Regions from separate parts of the Homo sapiens genome. Here region 1 is linked to region 2. A link is a loop called in an ENCODE intact Hi-C map of the cell type or tissue named here. Cell type or tissue: dorsolateral prefrontal cortex. All regions are shown on one strand. Each heading gives the region's core, and the rest is flanking DNA. Links, peaks and the distances in the headings are about the cores only.

Region 1 (8,000 bases), core at 1-8,000, 58 kb before region 2:
GTTCAGTTTTGGCAAGCCATGATTTCTTCTGTTTCCTGGGGAAGTGGGGGTGCAAGTTGGGTGGAGAAGGGATTTTTGCATCCTAGAAATCAGAGTTACATAGCACAAAGGAAGTGGGGAGTAACTTTTGCTTTTCTTTAGAGACAATAGGCATTGCGGATAGAAAACCAGTCAGAACAATATTGGAGGTGGAGATAAGGAGTCTGTTCTAGCCTTTGCCTGGGACGTCTTCCAAGTTGTTTAGAAAGGACAGTAGCAACCCACTCTGTTTATGGGGCAAATTTTAGCCTCTCTTGCAGCCACTCCAGAGAGTGGGCACTATTCCTCTTTCTCTCATACCCCATCCTTCTACTCTCTCCACCTCAACCAGACCTTCTGCTGTCTTATCCCTGTTCTAACATTGCTAAGTTTTGCTGGGAGAGCTCGTGAGGCCAGGGTTAGGGCACACTGGGTCTGCTCCACAACCAGGCAACTACTGGATTACCCCAAGCGGAAACCTTGACATAGTCCTGCCGTATCTGCTATATAAAATCTCTGGCACCATCTTCTGAACACAGGCCACTGCCTGCCCCACCCTCTGTAGCTGTCCTCATGTCACCTTCCTGCAGCCCTCTCCCCAGAGGGCTCTAGTTTTTTTCCTCTATGCTTTAATATTCCTCTGTATTATCTTTACAGGCCTTTTTCTTCATTTTTCATCTTCAAGACCAGCCCCTCCACTGGTGCCCTAATTCCATTCCTTCCACCTCCTCGCCCCTTACCCCAACCTGGCTCTATCAATCATGCTCCTTCAGCTTCCATTTTCAAAATCTGTTTTATTAATCATGACCTTTCTAGACCTAAAAACACACTTCTGCCTCCCCAATCAAAAAGTCATCCCTACAGGCTGCCTTTTCTCCAGACCCCATCATAGTTTTCTCCTTCCCTTTACTCCCACACTTCCTAATTTCTTGCAAGGCAATTTCTTTCTTTTTGTATAATTTTTAATGCCATGAGTAATTATATGAATATATATTTTCTGTAACAAATCAAACATTGCTAATAAGCCCCCAGATCTCCTTTGAGCTCAACCCCCAATTCCCATACTGGTTGCACAGCTGTATTTTGTTATTAGTGTATTGTGTTTTTCCAGACCATTTCCAAAGCATTTACATACACATGCACCCTTAGGAAAAATACTGTTTAGTGTGTATTTTGATTGTCTATTTTAACATAAATTGTATATTTACATACCAATGTGAACATGGTTTTCCACTCAACTACATGCTTTGGAATTCTTTACATGTTTTTACCTCATCATCTTTTATCGTTGCACAGTATTCCAAAATACAGATATACCACAGAGTATTTACCCATTCCTTACTGAGGAATTAAGTCTGTACTATGTGATTTCTGCTTCTGTTGAACCACAGTCACCTTCCAAGTATTAAAAGCTACAACCTTTGTTCTCTTCAGCTTCCTGATCTCTTTATAGCCCCTAATTGTGTTGGCCTCTCTTTTCTTAAAACCCTCTACAGCCTTGGATTCTGCAAAGCCATATACGCTTCTGGATTCTCTCCTTTATTTCTGACTCTTTCCTTCTTAGTCTTTTCTAGCCCTTCTTCCCCCCACCATCCACTAAACAGAACTGTCCCCCAAGGATGTATTTTTTATTCTCTTCTCTTTTTCCTCAGCATCCTTCTAGTGTCACTACTATCTCTTCTCAAATGACTCCCAGCCCTTTTCTTGGGCTTGCCTCTCTTCTGAGCTCTTTTCCTGAAATGCCATTTCTGAGTTTCTCTGCCTAGATATTTTCCTACAGAGATTTTCAAACTGTTTTGACAAGGAACCCCATATGGAAGAAATATCTTATTTGGAAGCATGTTACATAAAATGGAGGTGCTCTGGGTTCTCCCCTCTCCCCTCATCTGCCCTCCCTCCCCCATTTCATGGTTACACTCTGACCACCTTGCACCAAGGGTGGTGCTCTAAGGGAGCACCATCTGTAGAGAATTTTAAAATAGTAATAAAACCAACTAAAAGTCAGTCTGCTTTTTATTACCACCATGTGCCAGCAATTCTAAATAGTCAATGGTGAGATATACCTCCTAAGAAATGTCTTTTATTGGTATAAATTCCAAACAATTGCTGAGGTTACTGTTAAGATAAAAATAATTGATATGAAAGCTTCAAATAAGCACATGTTTATTATTTATCCTTTCTTTGCACACGTAATGTAAGTTAATTCTAAGAATGCCCAGGCATACAGCTGGCTCTTGACATAGGTAGATGCAGCTATACACTTTCAATAGTAAGTTCCTAACCATTTAGAACCTCTCAAACTCTCTGGGTGTCGTTTGTGTTTCTAACCTTGCAGAACTCATATTCCTGCTTTTAAAGACTATATTCAGAACAAACAATGATAGCACGGTGATGGTAAAGATGAAGACATACAACTTGAGATACTTTCATTCTGTCATTTTATGTGATCATTCGTGGGTTTTATTCATGGTTAAAATTTAAAACTGAAATAAGTGCAAACTGCAAAGTGTCATATTTTTGTTAGGCAAGTGCAGATTTCAGTCTACACAAAATCTTTGTACTCAATTTGAATATATCTTTAACATTAAAATTTGTTCATTTTAAATTGTTTTACAACTACAGAACAAATCAAGAAGATAATGATTGTCACAAGATTATTATTGAAATAATTTTGGCATATAGAGGAGAGGTATGTTAACTCACTATAAACTGAACTAGAATTATAGGGACCTCAGTCTAAAACAGTTAGTAAAAACTCTCTCCCTGGTCTTTTACTCTCAAAAAGATCTTTCACTTCTTGAAGAGCCTTAATCTAAAAAATAACATAGAACTGCTCATTTGTTTTCTTCAGTTCTTCCTTTGCAATCTTCCATCCCTGTGCCTCCCTTCCCACTCTCCCTTCCTTGTTTTAGGCTCCTATCAATTTACATCTCCAATGAGTCTCCTTCCTTCCACCCTCTCCTTCTTCAAACCATCCTCACATCCACCACCTAAAGTTTCCTCCCTAAAGGTCTATCCAGGTCCCTCCTGAGTCCCCAGGCTTAGTTGACTCCCCAGTGCCAGATGGACAAAGGTTGCAGCCACTCTACCCGTCCTACCTCTCAGCCTGTCCTGTCTCCCTTCTCTGCATGGACTTCTTGCTCCACTGTATTCATTGAAGTAGAGATTCTTCTGTCAGACAAAGGATTCCAATCCCAGCTTTGACACTTAATAACTGTACAACCTTGTGCAAGTTACCTAACGTTTCTGAGCCTTATTTTTTTAACTTTAATAAGAGATAATAATAGTATCACTACCACATATAGAGACTGAGTCAGTCACCCTGTGGAGACTTCCCAATAAGTGGTAGCTATTAGAATTATCATCTGAGGACCTAGCAGATACTCAATAAACTTGTTGATCAACTGATTAATGGCAATATGCATTTGAAGAGAAAGTTTCAAATTATCAACTGGACAGAACCTAAGTAATTATCCACATTATGATACAAATAGGCAACCTCATAGAGATTATTTGCTATGCAGGAGAGATGCTGAGAAATCCAATGCTTTAGCCAGTCTTGTCCCCCTCCAGTACTGTCAGCATCCATGTGTAGTAAGAGGGCATCTGGTAGCTTTGTGATAGGCACAGAATCCTGAATCATTTACTCACCTTGGGAAGGGAAAATGACTTAATCTCTGTGTGCTTCTGTTTACTTATCTGTAAAATAAGGATAATAGCAACTACCTCTGGGGTGGTGATGACGATTCATTTAGTTAGTAGTTTAGTTAGCAGTTGGTTAGTAAAGCACTTAGTACAGAAGCAGACACACAGTAAGCAGTGTAGAAATGCCTGATACAGAAGGTCAAAAATGAATAGACTGATGTGTCTCCCTTTGCGTAGTTCTTAACACAGGGATGTTTGGAATTAGAGGTTTCATCAATGCTGCTCGAGTTGAGAGGGCTGCTGATGCCGGTGCCACCTGGTTGTGCCTTGAATGACCTATTGTTATCTGTGACCCTGCCTTGTTCCCTGGAGGGGTTTCCTGTGGGGGGACCCCCCTGCCATCTAAGCATGCTCTGCCATCTGGGCAGCAGACATGTTTCCAAGGCATTAGATCTGGCAGGGTATGAAATGTTAACACCGACATCAGGACAGCCCTCTGACCTTTGGTTGCATACCCCTTTCTTCCAAAAGCAGTTAGCCAAGATGTGGTTCCCCAGCTCAAATCCTATGTTACTTTTCATCACATTCTGCTGGTTATCAGCACAAAGAAAGCAGATTTGGGACAGAGTGTGCCTTATTTTTCCTCCTCCCACCACATTAAATTATATATAAGCACCAGAGCTATCTACAATTTGAATTGTTCCCAGTGTTTCCATGGTTCCGTATGAATTATGGTTAACCCTGCCCCTCAAAACTCTGATTCAGACCATTCCTGTGCTTTCTTATGTGCCCAAATTAATGAGAGCTGGAGCTGAGTATGTTTCTTCTTCATAATGCTTATAAACCATTGTTGGAGCCAGGTAGTAAACTGGAGTGAAATGATACAGCTCTTGCCCATAAATCTTAGCTCTGTAGAGCAGATGAAAATGAAGGAGCCCCTTATGTGGCATGTGCCTTGCCTCTTTGGTGTGGGTTTTCTTTTGTTCCCATCAATCAATGATAAGTTGGTAAGTAGTTTCATCAGCCATGTATATAGTGTTATATACTGATTCTCTTGCTTATAGTTTAAAAAAACCCAACAACATTGTCCATTATAAATTATTTTAAGCAGAGCTTGCTTAGCTCAGGTGTACAGAAAGTAGTGCTTTGCTTTCCTTGATTTGCTGCAGACAAAACAAAAGGGCCACCAGAGGATGTGTGAGAGCTTTGTCTTCCTAAGCAGCGTGGCCACATGATGGAGATGCTGAACACAGGGACTATAAACAGTGCTGCCCCTTGTTGAGGAAAGGAAGATGTGAGCTGGCCTCGTTTCCATTTTATTTTATTTATTTATGTATCTAGGACGGGTTTGTTTAGGAATGCAACAAAAGATTATTCAGGCTGTTTTGTTTGGTTCTGTTTTTCAGATCAATGTTAATGACAGCCTGTGACCTTGGAGCCGTGACCAAACCGTGGGAGATCTCCAGACAGGCAAGTGGTGATTAATGGCAGGGCTCAGCAGAGGAGGGACTGGGGGGCGTAAGGGGGACACAATATTCCCAGAGCCCTGACTACCAGGCACTGAAACCCTAGTCAATTTGCATCAGTATTAACATGGTGTAAAAAATAGCAGGAGGCTTAGGCACGACACAGTTTATTGCACAGCCCTTTTTTTTTTTTTTTATCGTGCTTTCACTAAGCAATAGTATTTCTGACTCTGTAAGATATTTTTAATGTGCGAAATCTGAATAATACATTGACCATTAAGGCAAGAGTTTCAAAGATAGGATTTTTGGCAAGATAATCACATCTCAGTACAAAGTCTTGTTTTCTTTTTTTTTAATATCTGAAAATAAAAGGAGGCAAAAAGGAAATTATATTTTTCTTTTTAAATATTATTTAGATATCAGAAACCTCTGTGGTCAAAATATGCAGTATCCAATTTAACTTGCAGAAAAACAAACCATGCCTTTACCACCTATCTGATTTCTCTGCCATAAAGCATTAGTTCTATAAGAATAGTTTTCAATTTAAGTAACTACCCAACTGAAGACCAGGGATTACTGATGGTATTTAGAGGTTAATCGTTATGTGCGTTTTATGATGCACCTACTGTGTGGGGTCCAGAACAGTAACTTGGCATCTAAAGACTTGACGTTTTAGGGAAAATAAGATGCATTTCCATATCAATAAATAACTAATATTTATTGACTGCTTTATATATACTATCTCATTTAATCCTTAAAATTGTAGTCAGCTGAATAATGGCCACCCAAAGATATCAGGTCCTAATCTCTGGAACCTGTAAACATTACCGTGAAAGGAAAGAGTATCTTTGCAAATGTGATTAAGCATCTCAGCTGCAGACTGATCCTAGATTATCCAGGTGTGCCCTAAATCCAATAACAAATGTCCTTATAAGAGGGAGCAGGGGGAAATTACACACTCAGAAGAAGGCAATGTGAAGACAAGGCAGAGATTGCAGTGATGCAGCCGTGAGCAAAGGAAAACTGGAAGAGGCAAGGAACGAATTCTGTCCAAGAGCCTCCAGAGGGAGCACATCCCTGCTGACACCTCAATTTCTGCCCAGTGAACTGATGTAGAACTCCCGGCCTCCAGAACTATGACAGAATACACTCCTGTCGTTTTGGCCACTAACTTTATGGTAATTTACAGCAGCCTTAGGAAACTAATATGGTTATTATCCCCATTTCACAAATGGGAAAAATGAGGCTTAGAAAGGATAAGCAGCCTGAGTTTAAACAGCTTGTAGGTGGCAGAGCTAGGTATAGATTCTAGCAGATTAGGCTCCAAAGCTTTCATTCTTAGCAGTGTGTTATGGGTTCCTTCACATGATGCATCAGTCAGCATTTTTAAATGATGCAAGCGTATCCACAGAATAGGCTATGTTATCATTTTACCCAAGATCTTAGTGGCTTTAAACAACAAATTGCTCACGAACATGGGCACCTAGGGTTGGCAGGCGCCACTTTGTCCTTATTCTGTATTGGGGCTGAAGGAACAGCCACTACCTAGATCATTCTGACAGAGGCCCTGGAAGGTCTTGCACTGGCAATTAAATGCTTCCCGCAACAATTCATCAGCCAGAACTTGTCACATGACCCCACCCAACCAGGAAGTACCATCCTTCTATTTGCTCAGAAAGGAGAAAGCCAGAAATAGTGAATGCATGACTACCAGAGTTTACCCTTCTCATCACCAAAAATGTGATTCATTCTCCCTCCAGCAGACAAAATATACCCATCCTTCCTCCAAGAAAGACAACCCAAATGTCCCATCAGTCACGGCATCAAACTCTTAAGTCCAGGATCTCTGGGAGATACATGCTAGTCTCTACAACAGATCTGGATGCAGATTAAAGACCTACACACACCCAAAATACAGAGTCCAACATGCACCCAAAGACTCCCATTCGGAAAGGGAAGAGATGAGCGATATTCATAGCAATGTGGAGTGGTGAGTGGTCCATGGCAACTCCAAAATCCCACTGGGTACTCACTGTGAGGTGTTCTACCATGCAGGGGACCCTGATTCTCTGGGAGATGTTCTCTGGTTCCTTTTTCCCTTGACCTTTCAATCCTCCCTGGGAAATTATTCCTTTCCCATCACCCTTCTTAGCTTTATCTGAAGGTCAAACTGCCTTCTTCTCACCTAAAGAAGGTTGAAGTCCCAACACTTGTTTTGTGTAATCATGGGCTTAGCGTTTCTTTGGCACCAAAACTCTCTTGTACGTTTAGTCAGCTTTTTATGTTTTTGATTCAAGTCCTTTCCATTTGCCCATAACCACATCCACATTCCATACAAACATCTTAGATTTTCTGTATTTATTTGCTTCTTTACATTTAGGAATAAAGAAATGTGGCAAATATATTTATTTCTTTCTCTCTTCTGACTTAATTCCTAGTGCCTTGGGCCTAACAGGCTTCAGTGAGAGAACCATATAGGTAAATCATTTAATCGAGCCATTTTTGTCCAGCTAGAAGGATATGCTGCAAACTACCTAATTCATTCAGATTCTAACTCTAGATGTCTTTTATTTGATTCTTGTTACAAAGCTGAGTCCTAATCAAACTTCGTCAAAGTGTATCGCAATTTTCATTTTCATAGTTTGGAATTGAGAAGCAATTTTATCTTCCATCCCTACAAGTCCCTGAATTTGCGACTATTTCCATTTCCTTTCATTCCTGGTTATAAGCCTGTTCCTCCTTTTCTAACTCACTTCCTGTAATTCCTCGCAAAACAGTCAATGGCAATCATCACATGCTACTAACATTTTGTTTTCTAATCTCATCTCCGAAGACTGTAAGTTTATTCAGAACATTGTTAGCTTTTAGTTA
Region 2 (16,926 bases), core at 4,947-12,946:
AACCTGAGAGCCATTCTAGCTCTTAAAAAAATCTGAAATTTACAAACCATTTTTCTTGTTATTGTTTTTGTTTCTTTGTTTGTTTGTTTTTTGAGACTGAGTTTTCACTCTTGTTGCCCAGGCTGGAGTGCAATGGCGTGATCTCGGCTTACTGCAACCTCTGCTTCCTGGGTTCAAGCAATTCTCCAGCCTCAACCTCCTGAGAAGCTGGGATTACAGGTGCCTGCCACCACGCCTGGCTAATTTTTGTACTTTTAGTAGACACAGGGTTTCACCATGTTTGCCAGGCTGATCTCAAACTCCTGACCTCAGGTGAGCCACCCACCTCTGCCTCCGAAAGTGCTGGGATTACAGGCGTGAGCCACCGTACCCGGCCCTTGTTATTGTTATTAATCATTATCAATCATTAACTTTACAGATATTAAAGAAATAGGGGCCATGTTCTACATGCGACATTGTTTTCCTGGCACACAGTAGACAATTCAGGAAATGTCTGAAGAAGGAATGGGTAAAATTAAGATACCAAAATGGAATTGAGGGGAGAGCAGGTAATTGTAGAGAAAAAGACTCTTTATGGCAAGAAACAAAGTAAAAGAAATGTATAGACCGGGCGCGGTGGCTCACGCCTGTAATCCCAGCAATTTGGAAGGCCGAGGCGGGCGGATCACGAGGTCAGGAGATCGAGACCGTCCTGGCTAACACGGTGAAACCCTGTCTCTACTAAAAAACACAAAACAAATTAGCCAGGCGCGGTGGCAGGCGTCTGTAGTCCCAGCTACTGGGGAGGCTGAGGCAAGAGAATGGCGGGAACCCGCGAGGCGGAGCTTGCAGTGAGTCGAGATCACGTCACTGCCCTCCAGCCTGGGCGACCAGCGAGACTCCGTCTCAAAAAAAAAAAAAAAAAAAAAAAAAAAAAAAAAAAGTATAAACCAGACTAAGAGGGGAATAAAAGCAAGAAGAAAAAGAAACGTAAGAACACCAGTAAAGGAAAGACAGGGACCGAGACAGGTGGTTAAGGGAAATGAAAAAAAAAAAAAAAAGGTGAAAGTCAATCCAAACAAAGAAAAATGGCACTTCCAACCAAAAAAAATGAAGGTGTAGAACCCTGTCATCAATTGCTCAGAAAAGAGAGACACTTGAGCAGGGAGGGGTTTGAGAAAGGGGAGAAGGAAGGAGTGAGAGCCCTAAAAAATAATGTTCCTAGCTACCCTTTACAGCTGTCTCTGCAGGGAAGACTGGAGAAAGTAGAGGGGGAAATGAATGCAGGAAGAAACTGCCTCTGCAGAGCAGGTAAGAGGAGGTTGTTCAGATTTATGGATTTTATTAAGCCAGTTTTCTGTATCACTCTGCTATAAAGGAAAATAGCTTCTGCAGGGCTGTCTCTCCTCCTTCAGGTGGGGAACAAAGGGTGGGTGGAGTCAGGGACAGAGTCTGGTCTGCGAGATCGTGACGTGTCTGCAGCTCCGAAGCACTGCAGGTGTTTCTGGGTAATGTGCCACATCATGTTTATATCACGAACGGGAATTGAAAATCAGTCTGTGTGAGGCAGAGATGAGCCCACATCTGTTATCCTCCCCAACAATAAATAAATAAATAGCCCAGACAAATGGATGCCAGTCCATCTACAGCAACATTTTAAAGCATGTGCTTTATGACAAAACTGGACCCAGGGTCTGACAGAGACTGCAGGCTGCCGTGAGCACTGTAGCTATCCTGAACATTGATGCTACATATTGCTAAGGGGAACATAATTTATAGCATAAACCCTACAAGCTTCCACTAAGGTTGAGTTTTCCTCTCATTTTCTTGCCGTTTTATTGGCTTCACTGCATGGTTGCCAATAGCAACATCCACTGGTAGCAAGGGGAGTTCAACACCATTGCAATCTGCCATACAGTGGAGCCCTGACAATGTCAACCATCAATCTAGTAGCTGTTTGTAATTGCCTCCATCTATTTCTCCTGTCTTGAGGTATCTTTCCTATTGTGGGTCAAGATTTAGAAACTGCTGACTAATGCCATGGGTCTGTGTCTCCATGACTATGAAGCAGTGGACAGGAAGGTAGCAGCTTCCTGGTGCCAACAACCCCAGAGGTTAGAGGTTGAACTCTTGCGGGTTTCAGGCGTTTTTAATCCCTTTTCTAAACAATTTATAATTTTGCAAGAATGTGAGGCATATGCAGTTATCCATATAATCTGCTTTTCCAAAAAAGAGAAAGGAAGTTTCCCAGTCCTTATTATTAATGTTTATTTCCTATTGGAGAAAGACATTTGAAATATGAGCCTTCTTGTAAAAACTCAAACTGACCAGATTATGTTTGCTTCCTCAGGTCTCTTGGCATTAATTGTTGAAATAACTTCATCCTACTTTTTCGATGAGATGTATTTTTTTCAGACATATTTATTCTTACTAGTCACTATGTAGCTATTATGTGCACAATCTACAATGTAGTGGCAATCCTGGTGGGTAGGGACAGCTTCACATACTGCAAAGGGTGCCATTCAGTGCATAGCAGACTGGAACTCCCTCCTAGCTTGGCCACCAGCTGAACCTGTAATCTTAGGACTCTCCAAGTCTTAGAATCTCCATCTATTACATAAAAGCACTGACTTTTATTCAGTCCCCACACCAAAGGACCAAGACGTGTTTAGCTTTAAAGAAATTTTCCAGATAATTTTCTTTTTTATTCTTCTCAAATAAAATAGCAACAAACCTAAAGCAGTCATCTTCTTAATAAAGACATAATAAAACTTACATATATGGGGTAGATGTAAGCACAATCATACTACAGATGTATCTTGAGCCTGTCTCTAATTATGATGAAAGATGTAGTCATCAATACAATTTAAAAAAAGATATGTCCTTTTTTTGAGACAGGGTCTTGCTCTGTCACCCAGGCTGGAGGGCAGTGGCACAATCACAGCCACTGCAGCCTTGACCTCTCCAACTTAAGTGATCTTTCCTGCCTCAGCCTCATGAGTAGCTGGGACCACAGGTGTGCACCACCACACCCAGCTAAATTTTGTATTGTTTGTAAAGACGAGGCCTCACTATGCTGACCACACTGGTCTCGAACTCCTGGGCTCAAGCAATCCTCCTGCCTTGGCCTCCCAAAGTGTTAGGGTTAGAGATATGAACCACCACACCCACCTTATATGTCCTTTTATTTCATAAAAAACAATTTTAGATTATCTGATATCACACATATCCCATAAATGGTAGTCATTAATTTAGAAGTGAATTTATAAAGTTAAGAGAAGTTAAAATTGCACATGCATTTTGTTTCTAAAATCTGAGATGTCTATGCATTTCCAGGTATTGTATATTTGCAAATACATTGGGTTAGAAATCATCTTTAACATTTTGTGTTAGTGTAATAACAATATTATCTAATATTAATGCTGCCAGAATCCAGTTGCTTTTTCTGTGTATCAAAATTTATCATAACTTTTTCCACTTAACACTAGGTAATTAAACAGAATCTGCCCAATTTATTCTGCAGTAAAATTATTTTAAAATCTATTTTTCCTGCTGACTCTTAGAAATTGCAGAAAGACAAAAACCAGTTTCATCTCCAGTAATAGTGTGAAACAATTTCCTTCCAGTGGGACAGAAACCTAGACATACTAGGGAAAGATTTAAATATAAAGAAAAATGCCTTGGCTGAAAAAAAAAAAAACCACCAAAACACAAAAAGGATTCATTAAAGCAACAGAACAAAACCTAATTTGGGACCCTAAAAACTCTGGCAATGCCACTGTAATGAAGTTTCATTATCTGCTTCAGAGTAACAGTCTCTGAAATTGTTATTCTGCTACATGCTGTAAAGAACTCCCAAAACTCAAATGTATCAGGAAATGTAAAGGTTAAGTCTGACTACAAGAAGGCCAAAATTGCACCAGCTTCCTAAGTGAAGAATAATAGAATAAAACATATAGAGGGCAGAAATAAAATGAGGTGTATCTGGAGAATTTCATGATGAGCATTTAGATTTAGCAATGCCCAATGTCATGCTGACACTGTTTGTCATGACCTTGTCTTCAGCTAGTAATTTGGGGTTGTACTTTTTTAAATTTAATTTTGAATGTTCTTGCATGTTTGGTACCTCTCTCCTCACTGCTAAAGATAAATTGTTTATCTGTATAACATAACTACACCAATGTCATTTTTGTATACGCTAGTACACAAATGTGTTTTTTTATTAAGTAATGAAGTATTTGCTGTGAAAAATGTATTATTTGTGCCACCGTTTATATCTGTGTTCATTTTCTGTGTGTATATGCGTGTGTATTCGAATCTCAATTTTTCTTTTACTCTAGTTTAGATTAAGACATATTTAGATGAAATTTTAAAAATAACATTGGAAATAGGAGGCTAAGTTTTGTTGAGTCTCATTCCCTTGGGGGGAAATTGCTTTTGCCATTTTATTTTCATGTACAATAACCTAAAAAGGATCTCCTACTGACTTCCTTCCTAATTATTATTGTTTTACACGAAAGAAAGGAAATACGTTTTCAATTGAGTTGTTTGAAATCATTCACTTTGTGTAGATTTCCCAGACTGATGTTTCATTGTAAGAATATTACATTATAGACAGGTTGGCCATTTCACAAGCAACTAATCCATAGTTTTGGAAGCCCGCTTTAAGAGACCTGAATATCTTTGTTTTTAATAAAATACTTAGAGTTTAACTAAAGCTCTGGAATAATCTTTATTTCTTTTGAGAAGGGTGATTTCAGGGCTGAAAGAAGGAAGCAAGCATCCAAATACCTACAGTTTAAATGTTGACTGTTAATTTAGTCCATTAACCTTGTGTTGATCTGTGATGTTTTCATGTGTGAGAGGGACACTAGGACACGCCTGTCCATATAGCTTTTTAAAGATGACAAAAGGTTCTTCAAATTATCGAAGTTTTTCTGGAGGTAGGAGAGTCTGCGGACAAATGCTGGGTTCCTGTGTCCGTTACAGATTGCTCAAATTTGCATGGGCAATTACACAGGGGGATCGCATCAATGCAGGGCCGCTAGCCACACTGTCGCCATACAATTACACAACGGCTTCGGTGCTTAAACTTTAAAATTCTTACACCATTGTGCCTGTTCTATTAGAACAAACTGCAGCAAATGATCCAAAGCCAATTCAAATGACTGGAGAGGAGGTGGCCAGGGAGAGAGAGGGAAGAGGTGCAGTGTGACCCTCTACTGGCCAGCATAAGCAATCACCATTGCTGGCTGCTGCAATCACTGGCTTCTTTGTGCTTTGCAGTCTGCAGTTTTAAAGTGGGGCCCACAGTAAGGCTCACCTAATTCACAGAAGGGCTGTGAGGATTAATGAGGGAAGTTAGGCAAAGCAGGCCTGATACTCAAAGTACTGCATAAACACAGGGGCTTGGAGTAGCTCTTTGTCTGAATGGTTGATTTTTTTTTTTTAAATGCTGCTGTATCCACAGTTTTGCCTTCTCCATTAATCCCTTTTATAAACCAAAATGCTATTGTGTTCTCCCTGGGAAGTTAATTTAGACAATAATACTGTAAACCCCAAAATACAAGCTACTTGATCAAAAGCAAGGGATATTCAAGAAGGAAATCTAATTAAAATATTAATAAAGCTGGAACTACCCGCAAAAGGAGAGTTCATAATGAGGTTAAATGTCACACCATCTGAGGACAAATGTTCTCAAGTGTTGATTTTAGCATACACTCTTTCCCAAAGTCTTAAAAGGTGGAACAGATGCTCCAAAAAGTCAGTCAACTATATTTCCAATTTGGCACTAATTTATAGTTTTCTTCTCTGTTCACGGTAGAAGACTGGAGTGGGAGAAAGGGGATGCAAGATAACTGAACTCCACAAACTGTCCATCCTGAAGAAAATGGTCTGAAATCCAAGGGAAAAAGAAATAACAACTGGAAAATGGATTTGCAGAAGGTCCTCCCTTATAAAGGAAGATGTTTGACCACAGCTGTGGTTGAAAAACTCACAAATTAACAATGTTTACCAACAGAAAGGGGCCACAGATACAGTATAAATAAGACATACCTGCCAACTAGTTTTAAAAGAGAATGCCAAATAGATTGTACATACAAATAGAATATGGGACTTGATCATGGCATATTTTGGCAGGCAGAACATAAGTATGCTAAGAACCAAGCATCATGCTTTTTGTTCCTATCTATTTCGCCTAAATGAAACTCTTCTACGTGATAAACATGTCTCCCTTTGTGTAGCAAAATCCACCCTGAGTCCAACTCAAATTTCATCAAACTACAATTCCTTTCTACAAGTCACCAAATCACTTTATTGCAACCACCAAATGCTTTCCTATTAATTGAAATGGTATGATACACTTACTTTTTGATATATCCTCCAGGTTTTCAAGATCCTATTGCAAACAAAATGATGCTTTATGACACTTTATAATATTCCACCCTATTTCATTCTTTCCATAATTTCTATCATTAAACAGCCTTCTCTCACCACCACGCCCAACAAAACTAATCTATTCCCCAACTGCCTATCAGAGACCAGATAAAAGTCAGTCTATCACAGCAGCAGTGATGGTCATGCCAATTTCACAGTGTGATTTGTGCACTCATTTCATTTTGAAAATGACCCTGCCCTCCATCTGTCTAAGCAGAATGTCCTGCTCTTTTCAAGCCAGGCCTCTGGAGCAGCATCACATGAAATAAGGAGGAAGAGACACAGAACGGCCTCCCTCCTGCCCACTTCAGCCACCATGCTCACAGGTACCCACACAAAGAGGAGAACCCCAACTGAATCCTGGTAGGGATCCCAGAAATTTGGAGGAGAATATAGTCCTTTTATTTTCATACATTTTCAAGAAGCCATTTGAAGATGATGTAAATACAACTCTGCAAAACAGAGAGAAAGACTAATGAAGGGCAATTTCCCATTCCCATGTTGTCATCTCACCTTAATTTAATAGCAAATTACCTAAGGTAACAGTACATATATAAGAATTTTAAAATACTGAGCCTTGCGAGGCACAGTGGCTCACACCTGTAATCCCAGCACTTTGGAAGGCCAAAGTGGGAGGGTTGCTTGAGGCCAGGAGTTCGAGATGAGCCTGGGCAACATGGTGAGACCCTATCTCCATTAAAACATTTTTTAAAAAAGATTAGCCAGGCATGGTTGTGCACCTGTAGTCCCAGCTACTCAGGAGGCTGAAGCATGAGGATCACTTAAGCCCAGGAGTTCAAGGCTGCAGTGAACTATGATCATGCCACTGCATGTCAGCCTGAGCAACAGAACAAAGCCCTGTCTCTAAAAAATAAATAAATAAAATACTGAGCCTAAATTCCCAAGGGAGAACCATCAGGCAGCCTGCTGTAAAGAAGTCGATGCACCCCTTCCCCCAATTTATTACTGAGCAGTATCCTCTACCCATGTACCTCCTTGGGCTTAAGACTCTAAAAGGGTGCACCAAGAGATCAGATTGAAAGAAGCCTCAGAATAGAGTTATAGTAATATTCCACAGTTGCTTTCTGTGGGGTCTTAGGTGAGCCAAAGTCCCATTCAATCCTGAAATGGGTGCAGTTTCCCTTTCTTGGAATTGATGCACTGGGAAGCTCCTTGTCTAGTTCCAGCCAAAAAGACCCAACTCTGCCAATTCCTGGCAAGGGAGAAGACTGAGTAAGTACATAAAGTCAGTCATATGATGATATGAGCAATCACACACCTACTAAAAATCTCCTTCCAGTGATACTGGGTAAATACGAACTACACAACTCCAGTAGTCACATCTGCTCACAGCTGGAATCAAGGCCTAGAAGTTCAAAGTTTACTAACTACACAAAGTTAGTTCATTGTTTTAATGGAGAAACAAAGACAATAATATTCCTTATACACACTTAGCACCAAACAATGGGCCCTTACAAACTCACGTACATGAGATACATGGATTGGGTTATTCATCAGTCACTATTTCCTATTGAAATTGGTTATTGGATATCATGGTTCAGCCCCTACCTACCTAGATGTGGCTTTAAACAAACTATTAATTTAATAGTTTGATTTAATTAATGTAATACTTAAATCTTTAAACCTTTCTAGCCCACAGACTTCTTAAACTACAATATGCAGAATGCAGGCTGCTTATTCAAATTAGAAATACTATATGTAAACAGTCTCTAATAGAGGTGCTATATGATATGGTTGACATCGTTATCAACCGTATGATAGCTGTGAAGTTTATATACAGAAAAGATTTATGGGCAGTAACACTATTATGGATGCATACAAAGGATTTGCAGTAATTATGTAGCAAACAACACACTTTTACTTGGATTAGGTTTATATTAGGTGCTAGAGAGACCAATGGATATCATGGGAGATGACAAAAGATACTGATTTCTTATTGGCAGAGACAGTTGGAGGACCACAGCAATGGATACAACCAAGTGTAAACGCCAACATATACTCAGTAATTTTTTTTTTGTCATGGAAAAGGAGAGATACTGCGATCAAAAACAGATCCTCTCCCAGTACCAATTAAGATTCACAGCACTTTTTCCTTATTAACCTCTGGAAACCACCAAAATAAGAAGGATTTCTGTTTGCTGCTGTATTCTGTTCTTACAAACTGTGCCCTCGGGGTAGCATAAGAACCTGCTCTAATTCCAAGGGAATTCAAGGAGTTAACTCCCTTTTGCCATCCCGCTCCTTTTATTAAAAGGTCCTTTTATTGTACTGACGATCTCTACTTTATTAAAAGTAAGCCAAACGCCAGCATTAGTATAGACCACACCAATGCACAAGGCTCAAAATCGCCAGAACATGGTGCCGGAAATCTTCCTCCGATTCGCTAGAGACCGAGGTGGCACAACAGACACAGAGAGTGCCCCTCATCTTTAGGGGGCAGGGAAGGCGAGTGACCGTGCGTCCACACGGGCCGCGAGTCGGGTCGGTGCAACAGGGACTACGCCTCCCAGCATGCAGTGCGGCCACGCCTGCGCAGCGGCGCCACAGGAACGATGCATGCCGGGACCGGGAAGATTCAGTCTCTGAACGGCCCGGAGTAGTCGTCTTTCCCCTTCTGACTGCCGCCACGCTGCAGTCCAGAATATTTGAAGATCAAACCGAACTTGAGAGACTAACGAGAACGGTCCCTTTTTATTCCTAACAGATTCCTTCCGTGGCAAAGTAACCCGTCGTCTTCCGTTTCCGGTTGCCCGGTTGCCCTGTTGCCGTGGTAACCGCACGCATAACAGCCGTGGTGGTTATGGCTGGTCTGAGCGGCGCGCAGATCCCCGACGGGGAGTTTACCGCGCTAGTGTACCGGCTCATCCGCGATGCCCGCTACGCCGAGGCGGTGCAGCTGCTGGGCCGAGAACTGCAGCGGAGCCCCAGGAGCCGTGCCGGCCTGTCGCTGCTAGGCTACTGCTACTACCGCCTGCAGGAGTTCGCGCTGGCGGCCGAGTGCTATGAGCAGCTGGGCCAGCTGCACCCGGAACTGGAGCAGTACCGCCTGTACCAGGCCCAGGCCCTGTACAAGGCCTGCCTTTATCCGGAGGCCACTCGGGTCGCCTTCCTTCTCCTGGATAACCCCGCCTACCACAGCCGGGTCCTCCGCCTGCAAGCTGCCATCAAGTATAGCGAGGGCGATCTGCCAGGGTCCAGGAGCCTGGTGGAGCAGCTGCTGAGTGGGGAAGGGGGAGAAGAAAGTGGAGGCGACAATGAGACCGATGGCCAGGTCAACCTGGGTTGTTTGCTCTACAAGGAGGGACAGTATGAAGCTGCATGCTCCAAGTTTTCTGCCACACTGCAGGCCTCGGGCTACCAGCCTGACCTTTCCTACAACCTGGCTTTGGCCTATTACAGCAGCCGACAGTATGCCTCAGCACTGAAGCATATCGCTGAGATTATTGAGCGTGGCATCCGCCAGCATCCTGAGCTAGGTGTGGGCATGACCACCGAGGGCTTTGATGTTCGCAGTGTTGGCAACACCTTAGTTCTCCATCAGACTGCTCTGGTGGAAGCCTTCAACCTTAAGGCAGCCATAGAATACCAACTGAGAAACTATGAGGTAGCTCAAGAAACCCTCACCGACATGCCACCCAGGGCAGAGGAAGAGTTGGACCCTGTGACCCTGCACAACCAGGCACTAATGAACATGGATGCCAGGCCTACAGAAGGGTTTGAAAAGCTACAGTTTTTGCTCCAACAGAATCCCTTTCCTCCAGAGACTTTTGGCAACCTGTTGCTGCTCTACTGTAAATATGAGTATTTTGACCTGGCAGCAGATGTCCTGGCAGAAAATGCCCATTTGACGTATAAGTTCCTCACACCCTATCTCTATGACTTCTTAGATGCCCTGATCACTTGCCAGACAGCTCCTGAAGAGGCTTTCATTAAGCTTGATGGGCTAGCAGGGATGCTGACTGAGCAGCTTCGGAGACTCACCAAGCAAGTACAGGAAGCAAGACACAACAGAGATGATGAAGCTATCAAAAAGGCAGTGAATGAATATGATGAAACCATGGAGAAATACATTCCTGTGTTGATGGCTCAGGCAAAAATCTACTGGAATCTTGAAAATTATCCAATGGTGGAAAAGGTCTTCCGCAAATCTGTGGAATTCTGTAACGACCATGATGTGTGGAAGTTGAATGTGGCTCATGTTCTGTTCATGCAGGAAAACAAATACAAAGAAGCCATTGGTTTCTATGAACCCATAGTCAAGAAGCATTATGATAACATCCTGAATGTCAGTGCTATTGTACTGGCTAATCTCTGTGTTTCCTATATTATGACAAGTCAAAATGAAGAAGCAGAGGAGTTGATGAGGAAGATTGAAAAGGAGGAAGAGCAGCTCTCTTATGATGACCCAAATCGGAAAATGTACCATCTCTGCATTGTGAATTTGGTGATAGGAACTCTTTATTGTGCCAAAGGAAACTATGAGTTTGGTATTTCTCGAGTTATCAAAAGCTTGGAGCCTTATAATAAAAAGCTGGGAACAGATACCTGGTATTATGCCAAAAGATGCTTCCTGTCCTTGTTAGAAAACATGTCAAAACACATGATAGTCATTCATGACAGTGTTATTCAAGAATGTGTCCAGTTTTTAGGACACTGTGAACTTTATGGCACAAACATACCTGCTGTTATTGAACAACCCCTCGAAGAAGAAAGAATGCATGTTGGGAAGAATACAGTCACAGATGAGTCCAGACAATTGAAAGCTTTGATTTATGAGATTATAGGATGGAATAAGTAGTTATGACTGATAGTGGCTTTTTTCAAAATGGCTTTCTTACGTACCACACTTTTTTTTATCTGTATTTAGCCTTGGCATCTTTATATTTGTCTTATTTTGAATCTTATCCACTTTGTAAGAACAAGTTTATGTTTGAGCAACTTTTTCATTTAATCCAGAAGGGTAGGGACTATGCAGTGTAAGCTGCATCACTTCTGCTTTCTTCCTACTAGTGACAATCATCTGGTCTTGCCCTCAAGCAACAATTGCTAGAGTAACATCTTTGTATAAGCAAGTAACCCCAGATAGAGTTGACGTTTCAGCTTTGGGCTGTCAAAAGGGTATGTCATGGACCAAAGCACTGTTAGTACGGGTATGTTTGCATTTGGTCACTGATATGTAAATGACTGCTAGCCCACGGCTGGACCACTTCTCAATCAGCAAATAAAGCCATGTCTATTTTGCTATCTCAGCATAGACTATGCTGTCTGATAAATCTAATTCTTAACTCTATTTCTCCAGTTTTTTAGTCCTTTAACTTTCTGGATTGCAACGAAGTCTAGTTTAGACCTCTAAGCCCTTTTAGAAGTACAAGTATAATGGGAATTTCTTTTCTTGGTTCTTTTCAGGTTATGAGGTTTGGTCAGTGACAAAATTTTTTTTCATAATTTGGTTGATTGGTTGCTTCTTAAGTTTTATAATAAACGTTTTTCTTCATGTTCTATTTTTGATTTTACAGAAATGATTTTGCCTCCTTGTGGATACTGACATATATTAAGTGTGGAAGCTTATTAATATTTTTGGTTTTTTAAAAACTGAAATTTTTAATTTTTACTTTTTAATTTTTTAGGAAAAAATAAGCACTGAACTGAGAATGAGAAGAATAAAAGTATGAGTTCCATACCTTCTAATTTTAGGCTGTCAGAAATTCCTTTATTCTTTGGGATTTCACAATCATTTGAACTATCAGAAGCCTTTACAATTACTTTTAGCTGTAACATCCGATTCTGTATAAGCCACATAGAAAAAAGTTGCCTTTCTTTTTTTATGACCTGGATATATAAGCAAATCAGCTAGGAAATATATAATTGTATTTTATATTAATGTTTTCTAGGATTTTGGCTTACAGTAAATGTTAACCCCTATGGTAAGTGATTGTTATTGTTGGATGTTATACTGATTATTAATAAGAAATTTGGATTTTTGCCTTTTTACCTGGAATTTTTGCTTACAGCCGTAGCTATGAATATATATAGGGTGGTCCCCAGTCTCTGTTATGGTTGCGCATAAATTAATAATTTTATAAGTATTTAGAAATGGTATAATTCTCTTAACTTCCTCTTTCAGTTTTTGTACTAATGTTTGTTTTTGTTCGGGAAGAGGAGATTTGCTTTTAATCCTTCCAAAAAATGATGAACCACCGTTCCATTCAGTAGTTTGACAAGCTGTTATAATGTGTATTTTTTCCTCAATTATTCTTGAAATATTTAGAGCCTCTCCTGCTTCTAACATGAAGGCCTTTAGATGCCAGTCTGCCAGAAATCTGGAAACAGAGGAACCGGTGAAGTGAAGATGTAATGGAGATTTAGCTAATGATGTACTTCACAATCCACCTTGGATCTCCTGCATGTCCAAATCTCAGTAGTTAATCAAGTGTCTGCTGCCATTAACAGAACAGAAGTAATGGATAACAGAATGGAAATAAGAGATGCCAGAACTACTTCCATAACTAACTCACCAAATCAAATCATCAGTCCTCATATTCTTGTTTTATTTAATACAAGGAGAAGAGGCCATGCACTTTCCAAAAGGTCAAAGCCACATAGAATAGGAAGGCAATCTCTAGTTTAAAGCTTTCTCTTGGAGTGTTTTCTCCCCCTGTCTTCAAAGGGTCTACTTGAGAGATAGTGGTGTTTACTGCTGCAGCATGTATCACAAGATAAGAAATGAAAAATCAATCTTTCTTACCACCCTGTTCTCTTTCCCTTTTTTATCTTTTCCCTTTTGTCAATTATAGAATTATAGGGACATTTTTCTCTGATAGCTGGAAGTTGAACCTCAACCAGGTATAAAAGATGCATAACAACCTTTTAGCAGTAAGTGTCAAGTGAGTGAGCACTATGATTATCAAGGTGACTTTGGAAACCTTTTAAAAATGCATTTTTGCAAAACAAGATAACATATATTGATAAAAAGTGACTCTCAGATTGGTAATGCCAGAAAAAATTTTAAGAGGACTCACCAAAAGTACTAGATCTATGTAAGTTGTAGAATAGAGTGAAGTTTTTTTATATATTTGTGGTAGCCTCCATCTTTTAAACTTTTTGAACTCAGTAGAAAAACAGACTGAAATTTTAAAGACATGCAGTATTTGTATCATTTTAAATTCTGTAACACTGGGAATTAAATATACTCAACTTTAGAGGACACTTGCCTTACTGTAATCTATAATCATTTTATATTGAAAAATAGGGCCAGACATTAGCCAAACGGTAATTAATTTACTAGCCATAGGTATAGTGTTTAATATTCTCTTGGGGAGTGAGTCTTTACTAAGTGATTACTCTATACTTGATACCACTATTAATTGAGGTTCTTTTGGTTGTTTAATTAAATCAGCTCCTTTGGATTTGGGCCAAGATTGATCCACCACATACTGAAATCCGTTCTACAACATCATAATGTGTATTTACTAGAAAAGGACTTGCTTCATAAGGAAAAATTATTAGAATATAGAGACTTATAAGTACATTTCTAGTGTGAAAAATAAGCATTTGTTAGTTTAAGTGAGACCTGCCAATAACTTGATTGCAAATATTAATATCATGTGAACATATAAAATGGGCCCAAATCCTTGTTCAAAAGTGAAATTTGCACGTTTGTGAAATAAAACACATCAATATCAATGACTGAATACCTTAATTCAAAACAGCAAATGGCTAAAATTATACTATGCAAGCAGGACCCTAGTAAGTTATGTGGGAAAGCATTTATTGCTGCTAATATTTTATTTTCAATTATTTCATTAGGAGAGTCAAATGCTTAAGATAGAGGACACATGACTAAAAGTTTCACCAGCACTCATGGCATCTGCTATAAAACATGTGTCCACAGAGTACCCACAAACTCTCAAGATCTTAAGTCTCAACAGTAAATTACTGGTTAGTTTTTCTAATCAGAGTCTCAACGTCTTAGTCCCAATTCTTCCAAATTTTCCAAAACCATACACTATAGTGTATATGGAAAGGAGAATATGTACTTTTGTGAATATAAAGTGTCTGTTCCATTTTTAGTCATGAAGTACCATAGGAAGAGATGGTCACACCCTAACATTGTAAAGCAAAAGAAAGCTTCAGGAATCAGACCATAACAGCAACACTTTGCTGAAAAATATTTAATTAGAAGGCAATACCACATACTCACATATGCTAAGGAGTGCAATTATTTTGTATGTTTACTGGAAAAGGCAAAAAATTTTTCTGTAGTTAAAACAATATTTTTGTTTCTAGAACTTTTGTTCTTGTACTGATTCATTACCATTAAACTGTTTTCACAAAATGCCAAAGAACAGAGGAGAGCTATACATGATTTGACCAAGACGCTGCAAGTAGTTTCAGAAACTGAGGAGACTATTTTTCTGACAATGTATATAAGATCTATAATGAAATGATTGGTAAAATTATAAAATGGTTCTGGAAATAATCATGTAAAATATAAAATGGGAAATTGTAAATGTGATTTTTTTACATTTGTAGATACGACCTAAATAGGTTCTTTTAAATTACAAATTAAGGATTAAGATAAACATCTGGAATGTGTCTGCAGCTAGAGTCTGAACAATGAGGGCTTAGACCAGTTCATCTCTTGAATCATAAAACTGAGGCTCAGAGAGATTAAGATGTCTTCCCCGGGATAATATGATAGAGCCAAATAGGATCCGGGCAAAGCCTGGATCAGAATTCAGGGCGTCTTACTCAATTCTCCTGCTCTTTCCACTCTACTACCTTTCTCTTAGGGCAGGGACCCCTCTTAGGGGCCTACAGGGCCCTCCAAGTATAGAAATAAAGGAAAATCCTGAGTTCCTACAAGGGAAGTTCCAGCCACCTAGCTAGCCCTGAAAAGCAAATAAGCAACTTGATGAGCAAGAAGGTATTAGTAACTTAAGGCGATAGCCAAAGAAATTGGAATCACAGGATGTTTGGTTCCCCTATAGGAACTAGAGATAACATCTTAACATATGTCCTTGAATTGTTTTTCAGAAACCCAGACCCCCACCAAACAGATCTGCCTGCACATAGACCTCAGATAAGGGGGAACTGAGGACTGAACTCTGACTGCCGTTCTTTATGGTCTAAATTTTTTTCTGAGGTGCCTGGAGGAACCCACACCCAGGAGCCAGAGCTTACATTCTTTTCTGCTGACCCCAGAATTTTTAAACAAACCTTCTTTTCCATAACCAATTGCAAATTAGAAAATTTTTCAATCTATCTATGATCACTAAGTCCCCACTTCAAGATATCCTGCCCTTTTAGGCCAAACCAATGTGTAAACGCCATATATTGATTTACAATTTTGCCTGTAACATCTGCTTTCCTAAAATTTACCCCTGCCTTTAAAAAACCCTTGCTTGCAAACCATAAGTCAGGACTTAAGCAAGAACTGCCTGATCCTCCTTGCTTGGCACTCTGCAAATAAATGTCCTCCTTTCTCCTGCTGCAAACCTCAGTGTGGATGTTTGGCCTTATTGTGCCAGGAGGGCGAATCCCTGTTCAGTTCCATAACACCTTCTCTTAGGTATTTTTTGTTTTTTTATTTGTTTGTTTGCTTTCTTTACAAATTTTTCTATCAGTGCTAGGCATTTCTTTTCCCAGAGCTATGACTTTTGCCACTTCAGTTCCTGCTGATAATTTAATCAGTGGTTTAATAGGCTTTTTCCAAAATACACTTAGTGAGAACATTCCAGGGCTGGCCTAAATTACACTATGGTTTACAAAAGTGCGTTGAGGGTTCCTGAGCAGGTGTGCTGTGCTATTTGCAGCAGCGCAGATTTAGCTGCGGTGCAATCTGGGCTGGGCAGAAAGATTATTGACTCACCTGTTGTTTCATCACTGCTTTGAAAAAAATCACCTTATATGATCCTTCTTCAAGTCAGTGATTTTCTTCTCTTCATTATAGTTTCCAGCCACCAAACACGTAAAAATGGCTGTCAGAAGGCTTCCCTACACCTTAAGTGCAAAGAGTTGTGACTCACTTATCCAAAAATCCCAGCATAGAGCCAGCTGATTTCACAAGTATTTACAAAGTGTTACCAGAGACTTTTGAGGCCCCGTAAGGCTTTACCTTTACTTGCAAAGTCCGTTTGAGCTAAACTCCTAAACACCCTCTTCCAGGAGATTGATTGCTCATTTTGCTTAGGTTTTGAGGAGGAAAAATTAAAAGCAAGCAATTGAGCCATGATTAAGTCCCTGTTATTTACCTTCTTTTTTCTTTTTGTACTAATAATTCTTAGTCCACATTCTACATGAGAATCAGTGGGTAAACTTTTTAAAAAGTAAAGATGCCTTGGCTCTAACCCCTAACAATTCTATTTCTATTTATGGAGATGGGAGTGGGAGGAGGGGTCAGTTTTTTTGTAAGTCCCCCAGGTAACTCTAATGTATAGCAAAGGTTAAGAACCATTGTTCTGTATACACACAGTAGTGACCATGTGA

What was found. A loop is a pair of places that touch in the nucleus more often than their neighbours do. Peaks named below come from ENCODE experiments on the same cell type or tissue, not always from the same donor. Only the 100,000 strongest peaks of a DNase experiment are listed, where the experiment ranks them.
Region 1: it touches region 2 in a loop (9-fold over the local background); 3 of 110 quality-filtered maps call a loop at or near these places.

What each region holds. Positions count from the first base shown.
Region 1 is chr2:177,672,588-177,680,587 of GRCh38, reverse strand. PDE11A (phosphodiesterase 11A) reads left to right here. Exons shown (of 20, transcript NM_016953.4): 17 at 5,070-5,133. It overlaps PDE11A-AS1 (PDE11A antisense RNA 1), which reads right to left and starts at 7,266. Exons shown (of 5, transcript NR_136171.1): 1 at 7,163-7,266. In dorsolateral prefrontal cortex, for the core only: a CTCF peak has its summit at 4,929 (motif pointing right); DNase peaks (open chromatin) are centred at 4,887 and 5,127; H3K4me3 peaks cover 898 bases; H3K27ac peaks cover 1,184 bases.
Region 2 is chr2:177,611,014-177,627,939 of GRCh38, reverse strand. IFT70A (intraflagellar transport 70A) reads left to right here and starts at 9,198. Exons shown (of 1, transcript NM_152275.4): 1 at 9,198-14,941. The coding sequence starts at 9,239. The coding sequence ends at 11,236. IFT70A-AS1 (IFT70A antisense RNA 1) reads right to left here. Exons shown (of 3, transcript NR_198966.1): 2 at 10,420-10,639; 3 at 8,702-9,652. It overlaps PDE11A (phosphodiesterase 11A), which reads left to right. Exons shown (of 20, transcript NM_016953.4): 20 at 1-4,696. RefSeq lists an enhancer at 8,896-9,125. In dorsolateral prefrontal cortex, for the core only: CTCF peaks have their summits at 5,215 (motif pointing left) and 8,915; DNase peaks (open chromatin) are centred at 8,949, 9,209 and 9,559; H3K4me3 peaks cover 2,078 bases; H3K27ac peaks cover 2,702 bases.